Regions from separate parts of the Mus musculus genome. Here region 1 is linked to region 2. Evidence: chromatin loops called from intact Hi-C (ENCODE). Cell type or tissue: gastrocnemius. All regions are shown on one strand.

Region 1 (8,000 bases), 110 kb before region 2:
AATTCAAACAGACTAGAAGCTGGAGGCAGGAGCTGATACAGAGATCATAAAGGAGAGCTGTTTATTGGCTTGTTCTCCATGGCTTGCTCAGCCTGCTTTCTTTTTTGGGGGGGAGGGGGGGAGGAAAGAGTTTATTTGGCTTACATTTCCACATCTCTGTTCAACACCGAATGAATTCAGGACAAGAATTCAAACAGGGCAGGAACCTGGAGGTAAGAGCTGGTATAGAGGCCACAAGGGAGGGGTTTGGGGGTTCTGCTTACTGCCTTGCTCAGTCTGCTTTCTTATAGAAGCTAGGACTGCCAGTCTAGGGATGGCACTATGCACAATTGGCTGGGCCCTTTGCCACCAATCACTAATTAAGAAAATACCCTACAGAGTTGCCTACAGTCAAATATTATGGAGGCATTTTCTTAATTGAGGTTTCCTCCCTTTAGATGTCTCTATCCTGTGTCAAGTTTCAGCCTGCTTTCTTATAGAACCCGGGACCACCAGCCCAGGAGTGGCACCACCCACAATGGCTCCCATATGAAGAAAATACCCTACAGGCCTGCTTACAGCCAGATCTTGTGGAGGCATTTTCTCAATTGGAGTTTCCTCCTTTCAGATGTCTGTAGCTTGCTTGTATCAAGTCACCATAAAATTAGGTAGCATAGCAGGGAAGGCCTCTCAAAAAAAAACAATGCTCTCACTGACACCTAAAATTGAGAAAGAGTCATGCATGGGAAGGTCTAGGAACTAGAGTGTGCAAAGATCTTGAGTCAAGATCAATGTGAGATGCTTAAAACCAATAGTCAGTAGGGGATCGAGACAATTCATTAATCCTCAACAAAACTTACACCTGGAAACATTTTGACTCGGTGCAAGAGGATCTCATTTATTATAATGGAAAAGGGACCCAATCAGCATTTCATTTACCACCTGAAAAATGGAGACATATATCAAAAAGAGCTCTCAGGAGAATGTTTATTTAAAGGAAAGATAGTATAGGAGGAGCTAGAAGTTGACCACTGCAGAGCAAACAGAAACCATGAGAACTCACAACCATCAGAGCAACATGTGAGAGTTAACCTTCATTGTCAACTGAATGGGCTGGTAGGGGCCTGGGAGATCAGTGAAGGACACTCCTGGGGTTGATGTGAGGGCTTTTCCAGAGACATTTACCTCACAAGGGCTCATAGTGGGGCTTGTTGTTGAGCTGGCTCTGAAGTGTATGGTCTGAGGCAGCCATAGATTCGAAATTTGAATAGACTATCGGGAGGTAACAGAACTGTGGAAAGAAGAGTCTGGTGGTAGAAAATAAGATTACAAGGGTGACATCACCAGGGGCTATGTCCTGGCTCCTTCCTGTTACTGTTCCTCTCCACATCCTGTCTTCTATGAGATAAAGAATCTTCCGTGTTTCTGCCACCATAGTGTTCTTACCAAACATGAGGAATCAAGCAACCATGAACCAGATCATCTACAGCAGGAGCCAAAAGAAACCCTTCCTCTTTTCAGCTGTTTTTTGTCACAGGCACTTAGTCACAGCCATGAGAAAAATAAGACACCGGGTTGCCCACCTCACTTCAGAGATATTAAAACCGGGACTATGAAAAGTCAAGGTTTGATTAAGAACAAACAACAAGATGGTATTAGAACTGGAGCTGCTGCCAAACTCGCTTACCAACTTACTCGAGGCAAGTGGTTCCTTTCCTCATTTTTGTTGTTTTGGTGGTGCTGGTTTAGGGTTGTTTGTTTGCTTGTTTTTGTTTTTGTTTGTTTTGGTCTTGTTTTTCAAGTATAGGACTAAGTATAGTCACACTGTGGACTAAGCTAGCCTGAACTCATGGTCTTCTGCCTCCACCTCCCAAGTGCTTTGACTAAAGGTGTGTGCCACCATACCAAACTCAACGTGCAAACTATCGAGTGCTTAATAGAGTAATGTTTTGATGTGTGTTAATTATGCCATTAGGCTCATTTCTTTTGCTGAAAGATACTCCACTTTGACTTAAGGATCCCAGGCATTAGAGGCAAATACTTTTGAATGGGTTCCTAGTAGATATTCCAAATCAGAAACACTTTGGAAAATTCCAAAGACAAGAGATTTCCCCACCCCACCCCGGGGAGAAACAGGAGATAATCTTGAATTTTTAAAACAGTAACACATCACAGCCACATTCATTCGTCAGCAAGCAAATTTTCAAAATAGTAAATGAAAAAGGTCTGGGTATCAGTGTTTTACATTATGTTGATGTTTGTTTCCCTTCTAAATGAAACATAATTGCATATATGTATATGACAATTTGAAACTGGGAAAAATATTTCTTTATATTAATTCTTTGCTTTTTATAACATGAAACTGCTATCTCTACTTCTAAAATAAAGTCCTCATTTTTTTAAAATTTTTGTTGGTTCTTTGTGACTTTCACATCATGCACCCCAATCCCACTCATGTCTCCCTCCCCTCTTGCCCAGCCTCTATCTTTGCAACATCCCCACAATAAAGGGGGGAAAATCTCATTATGGAAGACATAGTGTGTCACAGTGTGTCTGTCACATGGTATATCCTTTGTCCACACATCTTTGTTTGCAAATGTTCATTGCAATGATTCATTGGTCTGTTACATGGCCTCTGGGCTTCTGCTACTCTGCCAATACTGGAACCTCACTGGGACTCCTCTCCCCTTGTTGCCCTGTGTCATAGAGATCCTATAGTTTTGGATTTGTAGAACTGGATCCTTCATGTAATCCAGCAGTTCATGGATTGGGCAGATGTTGGGTCGGACCAATTCAAAGCCCTGGATCTCTGAGCCTAAGAGGTAACTGAGCTGGTCAACCCAATGGTTTTCTTGCTCTCATGTCTTCAGAGCCAGTTCAACAACAAGCCCCACTACCAGGGCCAGCTCTACCTTGCTGCCCAGGAGACATGCAAGGCCCACTCTCCTGAGAGTTGCAGCCAGGGAATGACACGGCAAGTTCTCCTACTCTCATGATTGAGAGCCAGCCATAGATGGTAAGGGACTAGGAAGGGAAGGAGGGTGTCTTCCCTAAGACAAGAGATTTGTATTCTGCCTTTTTAGGTTCAGCTTCCCAGGAAGAAGCTTGTATCAACATTCCTTTCTCCACTCACCAAAACCCCAAACATTGACTGCCTCTCCCATATGCTCCACTGCTACCCACTCCAGTCCCTACATTTGTCTCCCGTATTTCAGCTGTTGACCTTGCTCCATTTCCACTCTACATTGCCAGGCTCAAAGCAGTATCTCATTCTCTTTTTTGACTCTATCACAAATGTAAGTGCTCCATAAAAGTTAGGTCAGTTAATTTAATAATACATTAAAGTATGACTGAAGTAATGTTTGTGTCCACTTAATTATTTAATAATAGAGGCTTTTATTATCAGACTCTGAATCGTAATAAGCAGCAAAACAGCAACCTCTAATCAAACCAAACCACTCATCCATAACATAATCTATTTATACCTAAAAGAAATATGAAGCACAATTAAATAAAATAGGTTAGGGAGATTGCTCTGTGGGTAAAGTGCTTGCCAATCAAGCCTGAAGACCCAAGGCTGGACCATTTGGCACATGTGTAAATGCCTGGAGGGAATGATGACCCATCTATATTCCTACTGCTCTTGGAGGATTGAAGCCAGGATTCCCCAGGACTCAGGACACTAGTTCAATCCATGACTGCCAGGTTCAATGTGGTGTGTAAGATAGAGAACTCTCATGGAAGACATCTGATATCAAAGCTCATCTACATATATATTACACACACACAAAATAAACACTAATACACAGGTGCCTACAGGCTACAATTTGTAATTTGCAATGAAATATCAACAAGTTTAAGGTGTAAAGGACCTTAGAGAACTAATGGAGCGCAAGAGGCGCATCTTTACTGTGGTACTGAGAACACCCCCGTAATGCCTACTGTTCTATGTGTGAACTAAACCACAGTTGAAGAAATTTACCAAATTCTCTAATAACTTGGGTAACATGTGAACAAAAGACTGATTATTATGAAGATGTCATACCTACATATAAAAGTCCAAAGACTCTATAAATGTCAAGAAAATCACTTCTTTCATGTGCAGGATTGTCTCCTGCAAATATTTCAATGTTCTGGCATCATGGCCCCGCCCACTAATTAAATCACAACCCTCCAGCCCTCACAGATTTGAAAGTGCCTCTAGGGGGCAGCATTCTCTCCAGGAGACTTGCTGTAGACCTCTAGACTAACCTCTGATGTAGTTTAAATGACACGTTCTATTTAAGAGAGTTATTCTATTTCTCTGCTAGTAACATGGTAAACTTTTTTTCACATGCTCACCTTTTAATAAATTTAAAAACAATTCTGAGTGAGAGATAAAACTTCTCTTGAAAAAAATCAAAATAATTAAAACTAACCACATGAACAAACGCTAGTGAAACCCAAGCTTCTGACGGCTCTCCCCTGTGGATATTCTCTCTCTCTCTCTCTCTCTCTCTCTCTCTCTCTCTCTCTCTCTCTCTCTCACACACACACACACACACACACACACACACACACACACTGCTGTGCTTTTTGGACAGTTGTGACCCATATGTGTCCACTAGTGGAAGCAAGAGGCTGCCGGGAACAAAGCAGAAAGGAAAGAACAGTGAACAGTGGTAGCCCTGCATCCACTGGCTACATTCTACTCTGAGCCAACCGTCAAGTCATTTTAGGACCCTGTGGAGAAAAAGGAAGACACCAATCTAAGTGACTTCAAATTCATCTTTCAAATCCTCTAACAGCTCTACTTTACATACTTGTTTTGCGTGTCTCTTGATAGAAATCTAACCCTTGCATGTTCCTCAAAAACCATCAGTCTTTGAAATACAATTTAAAGATGAGAGGCTATGTGGCAATCAAGTGCAAGGATCTAGGATTGATGAAAAACAAAGGAGACCTTGGGTTTTGGAGTGAGTGCCTGCAGACTCCAGCTGGAGGACCAGGCTCCTGCTATCACTATGGTAACACATGAAGAGTGATGATGGCACATCCTTTGGGCTCTTCAGAAACAGACCATTTGCAACTAACCAGTGTTAACTGAAGCTTCCAGGAAAAACACACAAACACACACACACATATGAAAAAAGGAAGGAAGAAAAATGGAAGGAAGGAGAGCCTGCACATATGTTAAACATTCTACAATGCTAATTAACTGATTGCATTTTCAATAATTGTAGAAAGCTGGAATGTTACAGGTTAGTAAGCACATATATCCTGGACTACCTTTAGCCATATAAGTAGTCATGAATTACCTACCCCTGTGTTTGACCTAACATCCTGTGAGTGTTAGGTGAATATCTTTGTAATATGCAAACATGCCCCTAACTTGCACCAACTAAAATGATAATATCATCAAATCATTAAATAGCATATAAAACATTATCAGCTAGCATACAAGACCTATAGCAGAGATTGTTTCCACCAATATATTTTAAGATATCTTCACGATCGATTTCTTTGTTCTGTTGCTATAAAAACTTCAGGGACATGTTACCACATTGGATCACAGTATTTAGGGTAACCTAAATCTGTGTCTCTGGCCACAGTCTCCCATGCGACTAAAAAATACACTGACCCATATCCTCTCTGAGGTGAGAACTGTGTTTTTCACATTGACATTAGCAAGGAATTAAAAGAAGGAAACTGATAAAGAATAAAGGAAAGTAAAAGAACATATGCCACTCCCTAAGAGGCAGAGAGGCACAGCAGACATGCGCAACTTCCCCTTTCTACTCCACTGTGAGGATATTGTCTCATGTGAGAAAGTCATTTACTCCACCCATACCTGCTAAACCTTTGCTCTTATGTGCTAGCATCCGTTGGCCAAGACTGGTTAACAGAGTGCATAACTCTGACAGACACTATTAGGCAATGTGAGAGAAAATATATCATCCTCGGACTGCATGTAAGTGAACTAACTGAGAAAGAATCATTTGGAATCTTTGGAGTCATTTGAGGATTCTTGTGGAAGGTTGTCTCCTACGCTGATCTTAGCCATTCTTTCTTTCTTTCTTTTTTCTAGTCTTCATGTTGCTTCTCTTTTTGAGGGGTGAAGTCCATTTCTTTTCCTGTTCCATGTAGGCTAAATCTGTGACTTCCTTTTGACTGAACAGTACCTAGGAACATGCCTAGGCTTTTGAGACTAGGTTTTAACAAGCATCTACCTACTTCATCTTCTCTGTGGGAAATCAGCTACCATCTAAGTTCAACCTCTATGAAAAGCTACAAGACAATCCAAGTCAGCCTCGGGAGGAAAGACAAAGCTCCTCTTGGCCTCGAGCTTCCTTGGGCCTCTTGACTAATAAATCAGATACGGGAGCAAAGATATTCTAGCTCTTGCTCCCACAAGGAGCAGAAAAGCACCCAGCAGGGCTCAGCTCAGGCTGCAGAAACATGGGGGTGAGAAACAAGCAAACAAAAACCAACCTGTATCTGTTGTTTCAAGAATAAATATTGAGAGTGGTTTGTAAAATTACAATTGAAGATTGAAAGAACTTCCAAAAACCAAGCAGTATATTGAACCGTGAAAGAGAAGGGGCTTGTTGCCTGTCAGTCGCCATCTGTAACCAATTTAAGCCATTTTCATTCTGCAGTAACCTATTTGAAGGATAAGGCTCTAGTAGACTTATTCCATTTCAGAGGCAAGGGTAGTTGCCTGTCTGGGTGGTAAGGAATGAAGTCAAACTTCAGATGCAAATAGCAAGTTGTAGATAGGACTCCTATGCACAGAATCACACAGTTCAGGGTGTGGGGGTAGGAAGGAGGTGGGGAGGCAGGGGCTGGAGGCTGATTTGGCAGAAAACGACACAAAACTCAGCAAAGAGGAGATGATGATTGTCCAGATGAGAGAAATGGAGTCTGGATTTTGAGTTCTGAGTGGAGCTCATAAAGCATGGTGACTTGGGGGGACTAGCATAAGAACACTTGAAAGCCTGCATACACAGCCAGCTGGGGACCTGTGAAAGCCAGATTAAGGGTTCTGCTTGAGATGATTTGTCATCTACTTGGGACTATGACACTGAGGTTCTGCCTTCTATCTGTTTGGCAATTTGCTATACATTAACCTGAGAGATGGGGAGGAGGGTGGATTTTTTTTTCTTTGACAATGTCAGAACAATGAGTTTTATGTCAACTTGATGCATGCTACAGTCATCAGAGGGGAGGGAGCCTCAGTTGAGAAAATTCCTCCATAAAATCAGTCTATAGGGAAGCCTGCAGGGCATTTTCAAAATTAGGAGCTGATGTTGAAAGGCCAAGCTCATTCTAGGTGGGGACACCACTGGGCTGGTAGTCCTGAGGTCTATAAGAAAGCAGTCTAAACAAGCCATTGGGAACAAGCCAACAAGCTAGTAAGAGCAGTCCTCCATGGCATTTGCATCAGCTCTTCCCTCCCGGTTTCTGCCCTGCCTAATTTCCTGTCCTGACTTCCTTTGATGATGGACTATGATGTGGAAGTATAAGCTAAATAAACCCTTTCTCCCTAAGAAGATTTCAAAGGTGTATTGTATTTTCATTTGTGTTATGTGTTTGGGGGGATCATTGTGTATTACATGTGTGTAACGGTGCTCACTGCAACCAGAAGAGGACATTGGCTCAGAATTACAGGCACCTGTGAGTTAGAACTCCTACGTGAGTTCTAAGAACTGGATATCTGCATGAGAGCAAAAAGTGTTCTTCATCATTGAACTCCTCTCTGGCCCTTCCCAGATAATTTCAATAATGTAGATAAATTTGAGTACTGCCTTTAACTCCAGGAATAAATAGTTCAATAGCAGTGCTCCCTTGAACTCACATCAGCCTACTGTAGATTACTTTCTTATATACGTCAGTCCAGGTTTACTCTGTTGGTCTATGTTTTACAAGAAAACATAAAAGATCCTTACGCAAACCTATCTGATCTGTTGGCTCTCTGGAAGGTAGAGAAGTATTGGTGATACCTGGAAGGTAACCCAATCTAAATATATTGAAACAGAAAC
Region 2 (8,000 bases):
AAAGATAAAGAGACAGACAGACAGACAGACAGACAGGGAGGGAGGGAGGGAGAAAGACCAAGAAGGAGAAAGAATGTCTCAGCCCTACCCCCAGACACACCTGATAATAATTTGCACTTTTCTAGGCTTACCATGTCATTCCTGTGTTTATTAGCATGTGAGAAGTCTTGAATGTACTATAAAATAATCTCTCCAGCCATCCACAGGTCCTGGAGGGAAAGGAAGGGATGCAGGTGTCCACAGTTCTGTATCACTGCAGAGGAAGAAATGACAGAGCTGAGCCAAGACATTCTTTCCCAGAGTGAGCATGAGTTCAAGCGCAGGGTGAGAGTGGGCCTCTCTCAGACACACAGGGAGTCTGCACCCTCGGAAGACTTTATAAATGCAATCTAATCTACTCCTCCTCCTGCTTTGATGGCTTAGTTAATTTTTTGACCTTTTGTTTCACACCACAAACTATTCTAAATTCTTACAGGTGCCATATCATGTATTCCTTTTGATGATCCTAGAAGTTGGTTCTGAGACAGGACCTTTTTTGCAAAAGAGAAAGTTGAATCATCCAGACGTGGTGGCCCTGGTGTACTGGCTTTTTTTTTTTTTTCCCAAGACAAGGACTCAAACTTTGCTACATCCACTCCAGTAGTGACTCCCATGACAGGCCTAGAAACCTGGACACAGTCCTGAGGCAAAAAGTTCACGGAAACTTAGTCTCCTGGAACCGTGGCATCCTGTATAAAGAATGCTCCAAACTTGTTCTTGCAAATGGATCTGTGTGCTTTCTTTCAGTATTGTTTTATTATAGGTTCTTCCAAGCAATGACTTGCCAAATACCTAAGCAAAATCAAACTTTGATTCCTGGCCTTCACCAATGCCCTAGGTAGTCCTTGAGCCGACCCTGGGCTTGGAATTCAGTAAGAATGTTGCCTATTCAGTAACATTCAGAATTGCCTCCAGTATTGTAAGAGAGATAGTGAAAGAAATCAGGCATTGCTATCTACTACATAGAGTTAGAAATCTCAGTGCAAGCTTAGCAAAATAAGTTTAGAATTCTAATTATAGTTATGTATGGCAGACTACATTACTTATTAGTAGAAAGTCCCCCCACACTATCACTTAGAATAAAAGCCAAGCAACCCATATACAGGAATTTACAATGGTTTAGGAAGGAGATCAGGCTGTGCTTTGAGGAGGAACTAGAATATTGCATTATTCATGAGAAGATTAGCTAGAGCAGGAACTCCCTAATTAGAACTATGGCTTGGGCGTGAAAGCCCTTGCCCCGGGAGTGTAAAGACCTCACACCTGGCTTCTAAGAATATAGCTGGCCTTAGATAGAGCTGACATTGTCTCAGTTGTTTTATTGCCTAGTTCCTGCCAGACTTTGTGTTTGCATTCCTCTGTTCTGTATAAGCGTCATTAAGCATCCGGTAACCTCATTATACCTTGCTGATGTGTCACCTAACTTCCCTATTTTCTTCTGTATTAAAAGTCTGATGCTCGATTTGAGAAAATTACATTCAGATACAGCACACTCCCTTGTGTCCGTATTTGTTTGTCATTTCTCACCAACTCCTGCCCACATGACTGGGACCCTGATTTCTCCCACAGATTGGGGGGTCGGGAGGGGGGGAGACTGAGGCCGGTCCACAGCAAAACTTGTTATGCAGTTAAGGATGGCATTGAACATCTGATCTGCCTGCTTCTATCTCCCAAGTTTTGGGCTTTCAGGCATAGACCACAAGTTCAGTTTATGCAGTATTAGGAATCAAATCCAGGTCTCCATTCTTCCAGCTAAGCTACATTGCCAGCCTGGCTCTACCTCTTATCCACAGCACGACTCCACCACTCTTATATATGGCAAACAATAAAGAAAGAAAGCAGCATAGATGGACTCTGAAATCAGAATGTTTTACTAAAATAAGTCAAGTATAGAAAGATAAGTATCTCAGGATTTCACTCATCTATAAAATCTACAGAAGCTAAGTGTATAGAAGGTAGTTACCAGGTACCAGAGGCTGGGGAGGGTACAGGAAATGGATAGATGGGAAGGGATTGGTGATCAGGGGCAAATCAGCCAGCTAAGAGAAATAAGTTGTGCCCTGCTATTACACAGAACGGTGATTATACTCCTCAATATAGAGTCACTGATCCAAAGAACCCAAAGAGAGGATTTCACTGTTCTTATTAAAAAGGAAACAGCAATTCCCTGATGGTAGATAAGCAACATATTCCGAGTTACTCCTTGGAAGAGGGGTAAATGTACCTACACATCACTCAAACCCCCTAAAGATGCACAGCCATTATCTACCAATTAAAAATATTAATGTAACTGTAGGATGGCCACCCAAAAGACAATGATGCAAATCCAAGGTTACAGAGTGTCTGAGGCACTTTGAAAAGAAGGCCACGGGTGCTAGGGATGGGGCATTCCCCCAGTGCAACACAGGAATGGCTTCTGAGAGCTAAGGCAGAGTGGCTAAGTCCTCAGAAGAGTCCCTGCCACATTTAAAGCATTTTTGCAGAGGGAGCTAAGCTGCTGATTTCTTGGATGGAGCACAAAGTCACAAACACCTGATGACAAGTGTCACTGCCTCTTCTGGCCCTTCGAAGAGACTAGATGAGGTCAGGCAGGTGGTGGGCTCGGGCCAGTAAGTGGGCGGAGTCTACGGAAAGGCTACTGGGCTGTTGCTGGGACAGGAATCAGAAAGGCTTCCAGAGGAAGTGGTTTTCCTTCGGCTTGCTAAGAGCAACAAAGGCTCTGGGAAAACAGGATGCCGTGGGAAGGTGGGTGACCCAGAACTTGTAATGTGTGCTTCTTCAGCTCTGAAAATGTCTGCTCACAGTACCATCTTTTAGACTGGAGCCCCAACCCGTAAACAAGTCTTAACAGTATTCCTTTCGATCAAAATACAGCCTAATCCCCTTGAAGGTCACGTTGCCATGGTTTCTGAACTTCTTACTCGGTCCTAGACTGCAACGCTTGGAGGTCAAATTTCCCGCATGACAAACACATCTATCTACCATGGAGAACAGAGGAAAACACAGGGACGGAAAATCACAGTCGGTCAGGGGCACATATGAGTTGTTTTGGTGAGCGCCTGGCTTGCTTCAGGTCACAAAATGATTATCACTGAAGTGCCCTCCACTGGCGGAGCAGGCAGCCTCAGCCTCTGGATTCCTCCTTTGCCCTAGAGTCACCGGCAGAAATAGGCTTTGAAAGGGGAGAGTCTCTGCAGGTTGTCCTCTTGGTTCCTTAGTTCAGAGATGCTCAGAATAGAATCCATGGAAGAAGAAAGACCAGCCTACAATATTGCCTCTTTTAACCCAATCTTTAATTTTATGTGGGAAATTCCCTTTAATCTTACAGCAAAGGCCTTCAAGTTTTCTTTATTTTTAGTCTCTTAAATGACTGTCAGCAGAGGACCACAGAACCAGAAACTCTGCATTCAGGACTTAACCTTGTGCCGTGTGTTTTATCTTACTTGCCCCCCCCCCCCCAGCTCTGCCTAAGCAATTTCACTTTGTGATCTGTTTAGTAAAAAAGACTAAAGTGATCCAGTTCTGTAATTAAAGCAGAGGCCAGGTTCCTTTCCTCATGGGCCCACACCTCACAGACACAAAGAGAAAAGGAAAGAGCCCTTCTGCCATTTCTCCACACCCTTGGGCACATAGGGAAAAGCGGGGGGGGGGGGGGGGGTGGTCCCTAGGAAACATTCCAACCTGATAGCCACAGCCCAGGACACTTCATGACAGGCAGAACAGCTGTAGCTGGATGGGTTATTGTCACAGAAATCTTTTGAACATTTCAGAGAATCTGGAGGACGGTGGTGCTTCATAACCACCAACAATGTTAGACAGGGAAGAACAATGGCTTCCATAAGAGGAGAAAGCTTTGAGATGTGGGGAGCACTTTTGATGAACTAGATTGAGACAGAACTCAGAGAACCAGTCTAGTGTTCCAGGCGCTTATTTTTCCCTAGCTTTATTGAAGTCTACTCAACAAGATGTTACCCGTTTAAAGCATCCATGTATGTACTGGGACATAACCCCCCATCAAGTTGGCTAACACTTCTTTCATCTCAACTTGTGATCATAGTGTCTGTTTGTCCCCCGAAGGAATAGCCAGTACCTCAGAGAAATAGCCACAGTCTCCTGTTCTTTGTAGACTTATTCACTATAGCAGAAGTATAGAATTGATTGAGGCATCAGTGATACATGTACAAAAAAATGGGGGATACACAGGTGCATGCACACACATGCAGTGAATATTATTCAGCCATGAAAAGGAAGAAAATCTTGCCTCCTGGGAGAATGGGGATAAACCTGGAGGGCATTTTGCTAAGCAAAAGAATTTGGAAAAAGAAAGACAAGGATTGCAGGATCACACTTGTAAATGGAATCTTTTAAAGGCTGGTGGTTGCCAGAAGCCGGGAGGGAGGCAGTGGCAGAGATATGGGTCAAATGTTGTTCCTTTGAATGCATGAACCAGGTATAGAAAAGGCTCTTAGAAGTTACAGGTTAAGCCGCCTGTTGTTTACCACTCTAGAGGCGATTAGACGTGGAAGAGTGGAGTTGATAAATGACGTGGACTGAAGCCCCATGCGATAGCTGACTTTATTCAGAGCATCAGACAATTTATACCCTCAGAGTTAAGAAGAATCACACCAATGAAGTGTGCAGTCACAAGAACAAGCTGCACATGGCAAAAACATGTTTCTCCATAGAGGCATATGGACAAAAAAAAACAATATCCAGGGGTAAAGAATAATCTGGAGTAAATTCACTCCTATCTGCTACACGTGGGAGGGGCACAAGAACATGTTCCATGTTTTTAAGAAGCTGAGGTTACAAGACTCTTGTTTTCTTGACGTTTTCTCACACGCACACAGACTTTTCCTCACAAGACTCCATTCTTGAACTGCCTTCTGACAGCCTGTGAAGGAGCAGCCCTTTCCAATCCTTCGCACATAGACTCTCTGAAACGCAATCTCACCCTTGTGTTTACAGTAAGGCTTTGCTTTTACATTCTAATTTCTGCTCTGCGACATTTGTCACAGTTCCAGTTTGAGTACTACAGTCTTCAGCAGTTAAGGGGAGGCGTCATGTCTAAGAGAGAAAGCTGAACTATAAAGACCTGTCTGGGAAGGAGAAGGGCGGGGCGGGGAAGATTATCCATACAGGGCCTGATAGCAGAGACCCCAAGCTCCTGGGATCAGGAGACCCAGCTTCCAGTGCTGCTTTCCCTCAGCTGCAAAGAGACTTCACTTTAAGTGCTTAAGTGCTTCATCACCCAGTACCTCGTCTCCTTATGCGTCACGTGGCAATTAGGTACAAAATGCTGGTGTGTTTCCCAGCATCCATATGACATAAATATCATGTATAACTCCAGTTCTAGGGGATCCAGCACCCTCTTCTGGCCTCCTTGGACATCAAGCACACATATGGTATATATATACATACACATATACATACATACATATAAGCAAACACCCATACATATAAATAAAAATAAATCTTTTCCTTAAAGAAGCAAGTGACTGATATACCTAACTTGGGTGAATCTCACAGATATACGATGCAATGAAAGAAATTAAGCATCGCAGAGCACACCCTGCATGATTTCATTTACATGGAGACTGGAAAGAAAGCAATTGTGAAGGAGGTCAGAAGGAAAGGATTTCCTGAAGGATCTCGGCCCAGAGGGTCATGCTGGGAGTCTTCGGTAAGAGTCACATGACAACTATGTAAAATATGCACCTAAGTTAAAGTGGTCACATGTAGAGTTCAGGGATAGGTACTTTAATGCAAAAGTAGTCATACAGTAGTTAAGTCCAAAGGAACAAGTGAATTCCAAGAGAGAAGCAGAGATGGGTCGGGTGGCCTTAACATTTAAGGATGGCAAGCTAAGTGACAGGAAAGGAGCAAAGGATCCAGAGACGAGGAGGTAATGGATATAGGAAGGTGTGTGGGGCCGAGGGAGTGGCAAGGAAAGATGGAGAGGGTGATGCACACTCATAAGTAGAAATGACATATATGAAAATGTGTGTGTGTGTGTGTTGTGTGTGTGCGCACACGCACGCGTTAGTTTGTATAGAAATTTGGTGAAAGGGTTATTTCCTTTTCCTATTGCTATAACAGAATACCCACTACTAGGTTTTCTAGCGAGCCCATGAGAGCAGCTCAATGGACAATTAGCAAAGTACAAGGTCTCAAGCGACCTAAGGAAGGAAGGGCTTGCTTCAAGCTGCCACCCTCAGTAGCAAGGCAGAGGAGACAGCAGGAACTTGAAGCAGGCGGTCACGTTGAATCTAGTCTGGCTACATAGGGAGAGGAATGAATGTCAGTGCGCAGTTTTCTCAGAGTTCTGTACTCCAGAACCCACTGCCCGAGGGATGGGCCTGCCCACAGTAAAGACAATTCTTCCCACCCCGATTAATCCAACCAGGTGAAACTGGATCCTGTTGATCTGACAACACTCCCTATGAGAGTAAACGCCTACAGGTGACTATTCTCATACTTTGAATGTGTTTGTATACTTCTTTCCCTCCATTTTGATTATAAATGTCCTAAGCACAGAAACTTGGTCGTCTCAGGTTGATCTTTTTCAAACTGTCTACACCTGCTTCTTCCCAGCAACTTCACACACTTGATGCTCTTGAAGGACAGAATACAGCACGTGTGTCCTGGGGTTCACATTGAGATCAGCTCCCTCTGTGAGGAAGGACTTTGATACCAGTCCACTTGTCCCAAAATGCATCGTCTGGAGTCTCAGGCGCTCTGTCTGTGAGTGAGGTAAAAATAAATTGCTTAAAATTCAAGAAGACATTTCAGAGAAACAGAGACTAGATGAACACAGCCCCCGTGGCAATAAAGCAGACATCGAAGGATCCAGACAGAGTTCTGAAGGAGGAAGACAGGGTTGCCTTGCCCTCGGGTCTCATTAGATGAAATAACACAGGGAGGTGACATCTTTAAAGATGTTTAGAAGTTGCCTGCACGATCGTGAAATTGCTAGTGGCAGTATTAGGTTTTCAAAATACGCAGAGGGAGCCCATGAGAGCAGCTCAATTGGCAATTAGGACAGCAGAGGGTCAGAAGCAGCTTCCTGCTCTTCCAGCAATGAGTCACAAGCTGCTAATTAAGAAATCAGTGACCTGTCAAAGGCTTGATATAACCTAATGGTCTATAGCCCTTGGTGGTGATGACTAAGAATATTGCCAGGTTTGGGATTTAATCTTTAACTTGACTTCCTGGGGTGATGAGAGGATGAACAGAAAAGTGGTCGCTTTGTTCATTGATGGATCCTAGATGCAGGGAAACATGTAATACCATAAAGCAAGGGGGATTAAGAATTTTAGCCTTCTGTGTTCTGCTTCGGTCCACACCACACCAACAGCCACATTTGAGTTAGCAGGCTTCCCGTACAGATGGGTTTCTTAGTAAGGCATGCTAGAACCCACACTGATCAGAGCCGATGATATCAGCCCTCACACCCTCCCTATGAAAAGATCATGTCAAAAGCTCATAAAGGAGACTGCAGATGTGGCTCAGTTGATTAAAGTGACTACCAAAAATAACTGAGGGCCTGAGTCCAGGTCCCCAACGCTCATGTGAAAGCTAGGTGTGGTGGTTCGAAACTGAGCCCTACGCTGGGAAGTGGAGACAGGAGGATTCCCAGAACCACTAAACAGTCAATGTGCTCTGGGCTCAGTGACTCTGGTAGTTTAAATGACAGCATGCAGCAGGCTTTAAATGACAGCACTGTGCAGGCCTGAAGAAGTGCTGACACAAGTCCACTAAGGTTGTCATTGGTTTATTATCTTCTGAGATGTCTGTGATAGGTGATCTTGATTGGGTCTAGGGTCAACTGAGAGATGTGCCTTAGGAGGGATCTGCCAGTGACTTTCCAGGAAGAAGTAACTGAGGGAAGATGCTCCCCCCACCCCCAGAGCAGGCGGTACCTTCACAAAGGGCCACCTGCCCCGCTGCTGGTGAGTTTG

What was found. Hi-C counts contacts between places; a loop is a spot of excess contacts. Peaks named below come from ENCODE experiments on the same cell type or tissue, not always from the same donor. Only the 100,000 strongest peaks of a DNase experiment are listed, where the experiment ranks them.
Region 1: a loop joins it to region 2, with 2.6 times the contacts of the local background. A loop is called at or near these places in 14 of 42 quality-filtered maps.

Annotation. Positions count from the first base shown.
Region 1 is chr1:78,842,847-78,850,846 of GRCm38, reverse strand. The region is part of intron 3 of Gm29536 (predicted gene 29536); the gene reads left to right. Among named protein-coding and RNA genes, the nearest start is that of Kcne4, 30 kb to the right of the region's middle. In gastrocnemius, a CTCF peak has its summit at 4,187 (motif pointing right); DNase peaks (open chromatin) are centred at 4,172 and 4,962.
Region 2 is chr1:78,729,463-78,737,462 of GRCm38, reverse strand. Gm38631 (a long non-coding RNA gene) reads right to left here. Exons shown (of 4, transcript XR_865568.1): 3 at 132-253. It overlaps Gm33693 (a long non-coding RNA gene), which reads left to right. Exons shown (of 5, transcript XR_865566.2): 2 at 5,569-5,722; 3 at 6,634-6,792. Among named protein-coding and RNA genes, the nearest start is that of Gm33693, 7.3 kb to the left of the region's middle. In gastrocnemius, a CTCF peak has its summit at 3,133 (motif pointing left); no DNase peak of the experiment used is centred here; H3K4me3 peaks cover 604 bases; H3K27ac peaks cover 830 bases.